Regions from separate parts of the Homo sapiens genome. Here region 2 is linked to region 1. Evidence: chromatin contacts called from ENCODE Hi-C or POLR2A ChIA-PET data. All regions are on one chromosome and are shown on one strand. The core of a region is the stretch at or near the end of the contact, and the rest is flanking DNA. Distances in the headings are between cores, read along the strand shown. Region 1 holds the start of FHAD1 (forkhead associated phosphopeptide binding domain 1). Region 2 holds the start of SPEN (spen family transcriptional repressor).

What was found. A loop is a pair of places that touch in the nucleus more often than their neighbours do. ChIA-PET counts read pairs that join two places held with the same protein, here RNA polymerase II (POLR2A). Pooled maps may share reads with other maps.
Region 2: a loop to region 1 is called in a pooled map, with 3 times the contacts of the local background. The contact joins the promoter of SPEN here to the promoter of FHAD1 in region 1. A Hi-C loop is called at or near these places in 5 of 50 pooled maps. POLR2A ChIA-PET finds 5 or more read pairs at or near these places in 3 of 52 experiments (GM10248, GM12878 and activated naive CD4-positive, alpha-beta T cell).

Annotation. Positions count from the first base shown.
Region 1 is chr1:15,243,795-15,249,696 of GRCh38, reverse strand. FHAD1 (forkhead associated phosphopeptide binding domain 1) reads right to left here and starts at 2,474. Exons shown (of 34, transcript NM_001391957.1): 1 at 2,302-2,474. RefSeq lists silencers at 2,209-2,448, 2,466-2,639.
Region 2 is chr1:15,845,922-15,851,527 of GRCh38, reverse strand. It overlaps SPEN (spen family transcriptional repressor), which reads right to left and starts at 3,821. Exons shown (of 15, transcript NM_015001.3): 1 at 3,378-3,821. The coding sequence starts at 3,460. SPEN-AS1 (SPEN antisense RNA 1) reads left to right here and starts at 3,381. Exons shown (of 2, transcript NR_024279.1): 1 at 3,381-3,420. RefSeq lists enhancers at 1,649-2,243, 3,667-4,178, 4,179-4,691 and silencers at 2,915-3,334, 3,515-4,084.

The DNA.
Region 1 (5,902 bases), core at 1,225-3,724:
CCCTTAACACCAGAATTCTATCCTCTGCAAAAAAAGAAAAGACCCTTGGGAGTAAGAGAAATAAAAACAAGCCAGATAGTTTATGTTTGTAAATTCCGAAGCCTATGAGAAATCCTCAGAAATATTAATACTTTCATATAATGAGAATTTTATTTTTAAGTCTGCTGTCTTTAATAGGGATAAAAAGACACTTCTTTTTCCAAAAGAACCATGCCCTGTTGCCCTCAAATTGCCTGAGTTATTAATCTTCAATTGCAGAGGACTACATCATCAAGCACCACATCCAAACTAAAGTAAAAGTAATCTAAAGTCAACTTTCGAGAAATGTCTCTTTTGTGGGAAAGCCACAGGAAATGCCTCCAGAGTAAAACCCCAAATCTGAATGACTGGCTTTTTTTTTTTTTTTAGCTCTTCCCCCCGATGTTTCCACAGCTGGTGCCTTGCGGTAGCTACCTGACCACCCCAGCTAAAGGCGTCACCAGTCACTTTGTTGTCTAGCTAGCATGTGTCACTGCTGTGGCTCCTTCCTTGAGCTTATCATTCTCTGTCATTTTCTTGTTCTTTACTTAGCTGTTTACTGTTTCCCTTTCACTGAGATACGTTCCAAGAGAGCCCAAACTGTGTTGTTTTTGTTAAACTCAATTCTCCATGGGTTTCCTGTGTTTGTACCCATCTTCAGAGCAAAGACACTGACAGATTTTGTTCCAGACAATCTTCCAAGGACATCTGTAGGGCAAATATCCTGAGAGGATAGGGATAGTGTCCCTATCCAGGGCAGAGTGCAGATTTATGATAAAAATGTCATCTCTGGCTGGGCACGGTGGCTCATGCCTGTAATCCTAGCACTTTGGGAGGCCCAGGTGGACGGATCACCTGAGGTCAGGAGTTTGAGACCAGCCTGGCCAACATGGCGAAACCCTGTCTCTACTAAAAACACAAAAAAATTAGCCGGGCATGGTGGCTTGCACCTGTAGTCCCAGCTAATCGGAAGTCTGAGGCAGGAGAATCACTTGAAACCGTGCAGCAGAGGTTGCAGTGAGCTGAGATTGTGCCACTGCACTCTATCTAGCTTGGGAGACAGAGCAAGACTCTGTCTCAATTAAAAAAAAAAAAAAAAGGTCATCTCCTTCCAGGGCAAAGGTTGGGCACTGGCTAGCAGCCCCTTTTAAAAGACTGGAGTTTCCTGAGCTTGGGGTTCCTTAGCTGGGAAACAGACTCGCAGTGTGCACAGCATCCACCTGAGCTGTCCTGCATCACCCCGGGGTACTTGCAGGGCAAGGGGAACCAACGCAAACATGAGCTCACAGTGCCTGCTGTGCTGTGAGTAATAACATCCTTTGTCTCTGGTCCTGGAGTCTCTGGTCTTCTGCTAGCATCATTAAGCAGTGGCAGGCTAACTTAGCTTGCAAGTAGTGTAAAAATCTCAGACCCTTTGCATTTCCTCACAGTCTGTTCATTACTCCCCTCTGGCCCCCAGCGCTGCCATGCCTGACACATAGTGGTGCTCAGTAAATCATGAATGAATGAAAGTACAAAACAATGCTTAAAAGTAAGTCAGGGTAGCCTAAGAACCTCTGACAGTAACTACCTTTCATTTTCCCCTTCAGTATTTATCCTAGATGACATTCTGGAAAAAAAAAAAAAAGTCTATTTCTTTAGCTGAATGGGTTGGGCCCTATTTCCCCACTTTAATCTTGCCCTGTGCAGTCACTTTCCTACCTGAAAACACTGTAGAAAGTGATTAGATGCGTTAAACTCTGTAAATTAGTTCTAAGACACAGGGCACCGACCATGCAAAAGAGCAAAAGAGCTTCAGGCATCTGCACTCCCTGCTTATAGGTCACAAGTGAGATAGAGAAGCAAAATTTCTGTTGAGGGGTTACCAGATCTTAAGTGGCCTGGGAGCCCTAGAAATTCCTCAGTGTTGTATTTGGGAAGGGAGAGGTTAGGCAAGGGGGGAGTCTCTCTGACCGCCGGGTGGGTGTCGTTCGTAAGTCAGGGGCAGCAGGGATGCCCCTCCTAATCCCAGCTGTAACCCCCAGGACTTCCCAGAGTGGCATGGCTGGTGCCAAGGAGGGTCTAAGGCTCCCGGGGGCTTCCTCCGCGGGCGGGGTGGGGCCTGCATCTGGAAAGGAGGGGCTGGTGTTGGGGTAGCTACTGGGGTGCTCCTGGGGACCGGAGCCTGGATCCAGGAGGATGGGGCCGGGGAGCCACCCCTCCTCCTGCCAGGGCTAGTCCTCGCTGGGCCGCCCCTTCCGGTCCCCGGTCTCGGCCCGCCACCCCTTCCCGCGCCGCACTCACCTGGCGGGAGGAGGAAGCCCACGCTCCGACCTCCGCCGAGAGCCCTGCCAGCTCGGGAGGCGTCGGGCCAGCTCCGGGGCGAAGCCTCCCGGCCGCGCTCCCGCGGAGTCTCCAGCTCGCACCCGGCACCCCGCCCGCCCGGCCGGCCTGTGTACGCGCGTTGCCATGGCAACGCCGCCAGGCGCCGCGGGGTCCAGCCTAATAGATGAGGGCGTGGCCTGCGCGGCAGAGGGGGCGTGGCACCGTGCAGGGAACGCCCACTGGGTTACCGCCTGCTGAATGCTCCAGGCCCCACGAGCCTGCCCCATTTCACAGATAGGAAAGCGGAGGCTCAGAGGTCACAGAAATGGCCCAAGGTTTTACAGCGAGGAAGGAGCAGGGAGGAGATTTGATTCAAGAATCCTTTCCATTACCCCTCACTGTAAGCTGGATGCGTTGAGGGAGGGTCGGGGGCGATAGGGAGAGGTAGGAGATTGATGGAGCTGAACTCATGAGACCCTTGGAGGTTAGTATGCCCCCTGCCCTACCCAAATCTCTAGTCCTTTCCGTTACAGGCCAGAAAATAGAAAGAGTAAGAAGAGGGGATCTCTGGGAGTGGGGTGGGGATTGGGAAAGGGATGGGGTGGAATGAAAAATTTTGAAAGAATGAGGATTTCTTCCATGTGCTGGGGAAAAAATATTTCCAAACTCACAATCCTGCTGCCTCTGCTCCTCCCTGTTAAGAGTGACATTTATTCATTCTTTTGCCCTTTCTCTATCTCTGCAAACATCTTTTGAGTCCTATGAGTGTCACACGCTGATCCCAGAATACACCTGGAACAGTTACTGTCCTTAAGAAACCGCTTGTCAGCCGGCACAGGACTCGCGGGATGGAGTGTGTTGAGCAGATGTGCAAATCCTATCTCCCGCCACTATCTCCAGCAGGAAATCCTATCTCCTGCTGACTCTACCTGGAGAGTGATTCCTTTCACTGGCAGGAAATGGCTGACCAGACACCTCAAGAAAAACTCTAAACGTTTTTCTAAGAGAGATGAACTATGGCACATTCTACCCTAGTGATACGGTTTGGCTGTGTGTCCCCACCCAAATTTCATCTCGAATTGCACTCCCCACGTGTTGGAAGAGGGGCCTGGTGGGAGGTGATTGAATCATGGGGGCAGACTTCCCGCTTGCTTTTCTCATGATAGCGAGTGAGTTCTCATGAGATCTGATGGTTTAAAAGTGTGGCACTTCCCCCTTTGCTCTCTCTCTCTCCTGCTACACCATGTTACAACATGCTAGCTTCCTTGCTTCCCCTTGGCCTTCCGCCATAACTGTAAGTTTCCTGAGGCCTCCCTAGCAGTGCAGAACTGTGAGTCAATTAAACTTCTTTTCTTTGTAAATTATTCAGTCTCAAGGAATTACTTTATAGCAGTGTGAGAACAGACTAATACACCTAGTCAATAGGAAGAGGATCTGAGAGAGAAATCATGGACATCGATTTGTGGTGGAATATACAGTGAAGATGCTCAAACGTGCCTGGAGGCTTTTAGAAATGCGGACTTCTGGGCACAGACCCCAGAGATTCTGATTTAGCAGGCCTGGGACATAATCCAGGAATGTGCATTTGCAACAAGCTTGACAAAACCCTGATTTATGCAGCTGAACTGCAGAGACCTCTCCCGGAGCCTGTCCCTACAAATCTCTTCCAGGCCCTCAGTCTGGAAGGTTCTGCCTGGATCAGTTTCCTACAACCAGAAAGATTCTAGGCGTAAAATGTTAGGAGGGACCACAAGGGCTGGGACCCAAGTGATGGCTTCACAGGAACAGAGAGGGTCAAGCTCAGCTTCCCACACGTTTCTGCCTCAGAGCCTTTGCTCTTGCCCATTCCTCTGCCTGGAATGCACTTCCCCTCAAGAGTCTCCTTTGCCTTCTTTACTTTAGCTTTTTACTCACATATCATCTTTTCTAAAATTGGTTTTTTGAAACAATGAAACAACCACCATGAAATCTAATAAACAACAAAAAAGAGCAAATAAAAACAATAAGAACAGCAAAAGCAAATAAAAATAAGAACAACAAAAGCAAATAAAAATAAGAACAACAAAAGCACATCCAAACAAAATAAAAACCTCAACACTCTATCCCTCTTCCCTTCTTTTTGCCACTTGCTATAGTTAGAATATTTGACCCCTCCAAATCTCATGTTGAAATTTGCTCCTCAGTGTTGGAGGTGGGGCCTGGCGGGAGGTGCTTGGATCATGCGGGCGAATCCCTCATGGATGGCTTGGTGCTGTTCCTGTAGGGTGCATGAGTTCTCACTCTATCAGTTTCCTAAAGAGCTGATTGTTAGAAAGAGCCTGGCACCTCCCCCTCGCTCACTCTCACTTCCTCTCTCATCATGTGATCTCTGCACATGCAGGCGCTACTTTCTGCCAGGAGTGGAAGCAGCCTGAGACCCTCACCAGAGGCAGATGCTGGCACCATGCTTCTTGTACAACCTGCAGAACTGTGAGCCAAATAAACCTCTTTTCTGGATAAATGACACAGCCTCAGGTATTACTTGATAGCAACACAAATGGACTAATACATCACTTATCATCAACTCACATACTATTTCTTTATTTATTTATGTTATTTATTGTGTCTCCCTCCCTGACCCCTGGTAGAATCTAAACTCCATGAAAGCAGGAATTTCTTTTTTCATGTTTTGTTTGCTGCTGTGCCACCAGTCCCTAGAACAATGTCTGAATGAATAAATATGCAGGGGGAAGCCCCTGCCACCCTTCTGAAGCCCGGCCTCCTGTCCTCTGAGGACTGCTGGGCTGACCTGTCCTCGCCCCAGGATGTCGGCTTCTCTAGTCCCCTGCCCAGGCCTGAACACCACCTCCATCCCTACCACCACCCCTCCATGCTTGTCTTTGGTCAAACTCTTGTCATTAACATGAACCCAGGACACAAACTTGCTATCAGACAGACCCCAGTGAAACCCAGGCTGGCCATGAGCTGGAACAGCCCATGCCCCTCACCAGGCTTTGAGAGATCATCTGTTGCTGTTAGCTGATATCTCAATGAAAAACAAAAAATCCTAAACTGAGAGCAAAGCTGACACTCAGAATCAGTGGAGCCGAAGTTGCCAAATCTTAATTGGATCCTCTGTCCCTCAGGATGCCACTGTTATCTCAAGGGTGTGCAAAGTTCTTGAAACCCAATTCCGTATCATCCATTTTCATTTCAAAAACAGAAAATCAAATACCCAATAACTTAGGGTTTTATGATATAATTTCCTGGGCTGAGTAAGAGAGTTGTACATTGCAATTAAACAGTGATGCGGCATTAAAAATACTGTCCCTGAAAAAAAAAAATAGATGTTTCTAGATTACTTGTGCTTCTTGGCAGTGCCTACAGTTAACCTTTTATTGAACTCTTGGTGACGACGAAGCCCATATTGTAGGAAATAAGGCTCAGAGACAGGGAGAAATCTGCCTAAAGTCACACAGCTAGAAAATCTGGCAGGATTTGAATCGAGATGAATGTGACAAGGAAGGTATTTCCCCTGGGGAACTACAGGTGACAGCTGTCACAATCACAAGATGCCACTTACTCACAACTGCTTTCTCTC
Region 2 (5,606 bases), core at 2,572-5,071, 600 kb before region 1:
AAGGAGTCGCCTTTGCAGACACCTCTCTCCCTCTCATAACTAAAAGACAGGAACCAATTGTATAACTCCTCCCTTCCCCCTTCAACCCAGCTAACATACAAAGGAAAGGACTTTCTCTATTGTGTCCCTGTAATGAATCTTTGTTAACTAAAACCCGATTCAGAAATAGTTCTCATTTAATTTTTTTAAATCCGCAAACTGAAAACTGTAAAAATAACAACAGATTTATTATTATTGCAAGAAAAGAAAAGCCAATTTTTGTAAATGTTCTGATTATGTTTTAAGGATTTGGTCTTTCTTTGGCACTGGGGAGGAAAAAGCCAAATCGCCATCCACCCCTCAATCTACTGTCCATTTAAAAACAAACAAACAAACAAAACTAATCAGAATGTAAATTTAAAAATAAATATAAAAATTTTTAAAGAACTGACTGACCTCTTTTTTCTGTTAAAATGTCTCTAAGCTGTCCCCAAAGCTGTCTGGTTTAATCTTTTTGTAAAATGCAAACACTTACTACAAAAGCCTAATCACTGTTAAGAGAACATTCATCTTGAAAACGTTTTATATAATGTATTCCCAGTGTACACCTCTTAATCCTGTAAAACAGTTATTAATGTAATCAGCTAGGGAAAAGGATAAGAGTAGGCACTTAAAGTTCAGTTTTAATATAGGTATTGCATGGTTTTTCTCATTCTGATTTGTACAAGACACCAGAAGTGAATACCATTTCATTTTCTTGCAGAGCCATCGTTCTGGTACAACTACCTTTTTATTCCTTTCACTTAAATTATTCAGATTTCACTTTTACTCCTAGTAGCAATCACACATTTTACAAAATATATCCCACAATAGGGATAAAAGGCCTTGAGTTCCTCCAAACAAGGTCCACTTAGCTCCACAGCTGGATCAGCAGGAACATTTCTTGTACATGCAGAAAGATAAACAAGAAACCAGAAATAGACATTACCTGGATTTTGGGGGGTGAGGGGAGGAAGTGTGGCAACTGGGAATTCCAGGGTCAGGGGTGGAGATTTTTCTCTGTATACCTTTCACATGCTTTGAACCCATAAAAATGTACTGTCTATTTAAACAACTAAATAGATTTGTTTAAAAATGAAAAAAAAAAACCTTTAAAATAAAAGAATTTCAGGGACACATGATCTGCTTAGTTTTAAAATAACCTGCTTTTATCAGTAGCATCTGCTTTTACTCTGCAATAGGTAAGATACTCCTTTGAATGCAGTCGTGAGCAAACTGCCAGCTAAGCCGTTTTTAATACAGTAATGTTCCTCCAGACTGCCGCTTTCCAAGGCAGCTCGAATCCTCCGCCCCCTCCTCCCTCTGTGCATTCTGAGATCGGCTCTGCTGATTCCCACATAAAGTGGGTCCTGGCCGCCATTTTAGAAAGTCATTCACACAAGCCAGACCGCAGCACCGTCCACTAAGAACCCTTCCAAAGCTGCCTGGGACGATTTCCTCTTTCTTCTCTCTGCCCCCTCATCTTGCAGAGGGGCCAAACTCCCAGCCATAAGCATGCAATGTCTCTGGAATCTGCATAATGAGAAATGACACGTCTAGGCACATAACACTGAGGAGCGAGCGAATGCTGCAATGCACGTGCTTGTACATCGGTGCATACGAATTTCCCAGGCAGAGACCTACAGAGAAAGTCCACAGGGGATTAAAGTGAGCACATCTAAGTGGTTTTTCCACTCCAATAATGTACACCTAAATGATTTTTCCATCAAAACACTGACGATACTCGAGGAGAAGCCAGGAGGTGGGGGGCGGGTAAGGGGTGGAGCAGCGCCAGGAAGAGAAAGTTCCCATCTGCTTCCCAATCCAGCCCGTGGTCTCCCCTTCATCCTAGGGCACAGAGGTGAATTTTTGCTCCCTGCCTCCCCCCGCCCCCGCCTGGTTTCTCAGGCACGACGTAGTAAACACCGGGAGAGTCCCTGGAAGCGCGCACCTCCCCCCGGCCTGCCGAGGACAGCTCAAGCAGGTTATGAATGGCCCCACGATTCCCGGCTCCTTTTCACACGCGGACACGCGCAGACGCGCGCTCCAGCGGCGAGGGTTTAATGCCCCAGTAACAGCAACCACCAACACAATCAATGATCCTCCATTTAAAAGACAGGAGCTCCGCCGCCGCTGCTTCCATTTCCTTATCCAAGCGGCTCAAAGCGAGCGACGCAATCTATTTTTCCCATGGTGACTCATTAATGAGGACGCTCCATAATTTCCTTCACTCACTACATAGTAAGGGAAATTAAAAGCCAAACTTAAAACCTTCCAGGGTCTTAAATATCGGAATAAACTGTCATTTTCGAGGACAACCACAGATTTGCTATGGTCCCTCTGAATCTGCACCAAGTCCAAGCCAATCGTCATTTTAATAAGTGTTTTATGCGGAGGCCTATCTGTTACGGTACACAGGCATTTCACAAAGAAAACGCACTACACGCTACTCAATAAGATGTATCAACGACAACATTTATTCTTATAATTCACAAAAATATTCAGGGGAGGTTTTTTTTTTAAGCTACATCTTCTCATCGTAAAAGGTTTGGAATGTTTTACCGTTTGATTCGGGAATTCAGGGGTGGGGGGCACCAGGGTCTTAGGGCGGCCTGGGAGTGCGACCCGAGGCTACGGGCGCCGGGGCTAGCAACCTCCTGTCAGACGCGGTCTCCTCCGCCGGGGACGAGGAAGCCCAAACGGGCGCACCAACTTATTTCACACCACTCTCCACCCAGCCCCGCAAAAACGAGAAACGTTTGCCATTCCCAGTGAGTTTCAAGGCTGCAAATCCTCCGGAGAGGTCCTAGATGGTCTCTCCGGGTCCGCGACGCGACCACAGTACCTACTGCGACTTCTGTTTTCGCACCGCCTTTCCCTTCGCACGGAACCCTCCCGAAGTCAGACATTGCCGAGCGCCCGCAGAGCAGCTTGGAGTGGCGGCGCCGGACCCGGCTGTCGGGCGGGCTCGGGTCCCGGCTGCTCCGGGCCGGGCACTGCGCGCAAGGACGCGACCCCGCCGCCCAGCGCATCTCCCACCGACTCCCGGGCTGACGCGAGGGCAGCCCCGGGGCGCCGGCTGCGTGGAGGCCGAGCCTCGGTCACCTCCCTCGTCACGGACGCGGCCGCCGGGGCCCCGCGGGCTCTTCGAAGGCGGCGCGGCTTGGCCGCCCGCACCGCCGACACCCGAGGCCCAACGCCGCGACGCGGGCCGAGCGGCTGACGAGGTCCCACAGCGCCCGTGGGTCCGGGCCGGAGTCCTCCTCACCAGCTCCGCGCTCCGGGAGGGGCCGGCAACGGGCCGGGGCGGGAAGCGGCGCCCGAGGAGCGAGCGCGGCCGCGGGCCTCGTGTCACTCACCGTTTGAAATGCTCGATGATCTTCTCTTCCCGCACGTTCTCGGGTAAGTTGCCCACCCAGAGATGCCTGGTTTCCCGGACCATGCTGGGCGGCGTGCCGGCGACCGCCGCTGCTGGCTCCCCCTCGCCGGCTTCGTACGAGACCGTCAGCGCCGGGAGGCGGGTGCCGGGGCGGCGGCGGCGGCGGCTGCGGCGGTGGCGTCGGCAGCGGCGGCGGCTCCTCCGGCTCCCCCCCGTGCAGAGACCATCCCTCTCCCCCAGGTTCTGACTCTCGGGCCTCGCAGCTCAGCTCTGCCGCCACCACACACCCGAAGCCGACCCTCGCGCTCCGGCAGCGCATGCGCCCGGGCAGGGGCGGGCGGGGGAGCGGGAGGAGGGGCGAGCGGGACACGGGCGGCAGCGACTACGACGGAGCTGGCGCTGTGGCAGCCGGACGCTTCCCACTGGCGCGCGCGGCCCGACTCCCGCCGCCGCACTGCCTCCCCCTCGCCGCGGGCGCGCGCGCGTCCTCCCGCCTGCCAAGGCGGAGAAGCTGAGTTCCTCCCAGCCGGCGCGCAGGCGCGCGGACCGGGCGACGAAGTGAGGGACTACAGGCGGGGAAGGAACGCTCGCGCGCTCGGCCCCGGTGCGCAGGCGCGCAGCTGCTAGTGGAGTCCCGCTGCTTGGCGGGCTCTCGGTCGGGTTCCCGCGCCGGGCAAGGGGCGGCTGAGGAAGCAGGAGCGGTCTTTAGCCCCTCCAGCGGCAACCCCAGGCCCCGGCCTGGTGGAAGATATGAAGAGAAATGCAATTGGTTTCCACAGGGCTACGGGTCAAAGCGGCTGCCAAGGCCTGTCCCCTAGAAGTCAGGACCCCTTCGTCCTCCGCTCACCTGGCGGCCAGCTCCTGGCGTTTCCGGACACTTAGATTCCTGCCTGCTTGGGAAAGCGATCAGAAAAAGGTTGCCCTTCTCACCGCTCTGCTGAACAGCGACGGCTTCAGAAACGCATCCCATCCAAGAGTCACTGGCTTGTAACATGAAGCAACTTTTTTTTTTTTAATACGGGGTCTCGCTCTGTTGCCCAGGCTGCTGGAGTGCAGTGGCACGGTCTCGGCTCACTGCAATCTCCGCCTCCCAGACTCAAGCGATTCTCCTGCCTCAGCCTCCCAAGTAGCTGGGATTACAAGCACCCGCAACCACACCTGGCTAATTTTTGTATTTTTATTAGAGACAGGGTTTCACCATGTAGGCCAGGCTGGTCTTGAACTCCTGACCTCAGGTGATCCGCCCGCCTCGGCCTCCTAAAGTACTGGGAGTACAGGCGGGAGTCACTGCACCTGGCCTAAGCAACTTTTTTATATAGAATCTTGCGAAACCGTTTGCAAGATACCCTTGCTGATCGCTGTGGTATAGAAGGAATAAAACGGAAATGAGACAGGAATCCAATATTGTTCCCCTCAGACCATAATTTAATATTTAAACAGAGAAAGGAATTAGACCTCTGGCCTTTCCAGGCCTAAGAGCTTTTGAAACCTACAGTTGAACTTTCTTTTTTTTTTTTTTTCCTTTGAGACGGAGTTTTGCTTTTGTTGCCCAGGCTGGAGTGCAATGGTGTGTTCTCGGCTTACTGCAACCTCTGTCTCCTGGGTTCAAGCGATTCTCCTGCTTCAGCCTCCTGAGTAGCTGGGATTACAGGCATGCGCCACCATGCCCGGCTAATTTTTGTATTTTTAGTAGAGACAGTTTCTCTGTGTTGGTCAAGCTGGCCTCGAACTCACAACCTCAGGTAATCCACCCGCCTCAAGCCTCCCAAAGTGCTGGGATTACAGGCTTGAGCCACCACGCCCAGCCTCTTTTTTTTTTTTTTTCCTGAGACCAAGTTTCACTCTTGTTAGCCAAGCTGGGGCACAATGGCGCTGTCTCAGCTCACTGCAACCTCCGCCTCCCAGGTTCAAGCGATTCTCCTGCGTCAGCCTTCCGAGTAGCTGGAATTACAGGCGCGCACCACCACACCAGGCTAGTTTTTTGTATTCTTAGTAAAGACGGGGTTTCACCATGTTGGCCAGGCTGGTCTTGAACTCCTGACCTCAGGTGATCTGCCCACCTTGGCCTCCCAAAGTGCTGGGATTACAGGCGTGAGCCACCATGCCCGGCCAGTTGAACTTTTATATAAAGGCCAATTTACAGAAATTCAAGGAAAACCCATAAAATTAAGGTAACTATATCGAGAGAAAAATAAAATTATTTATAATA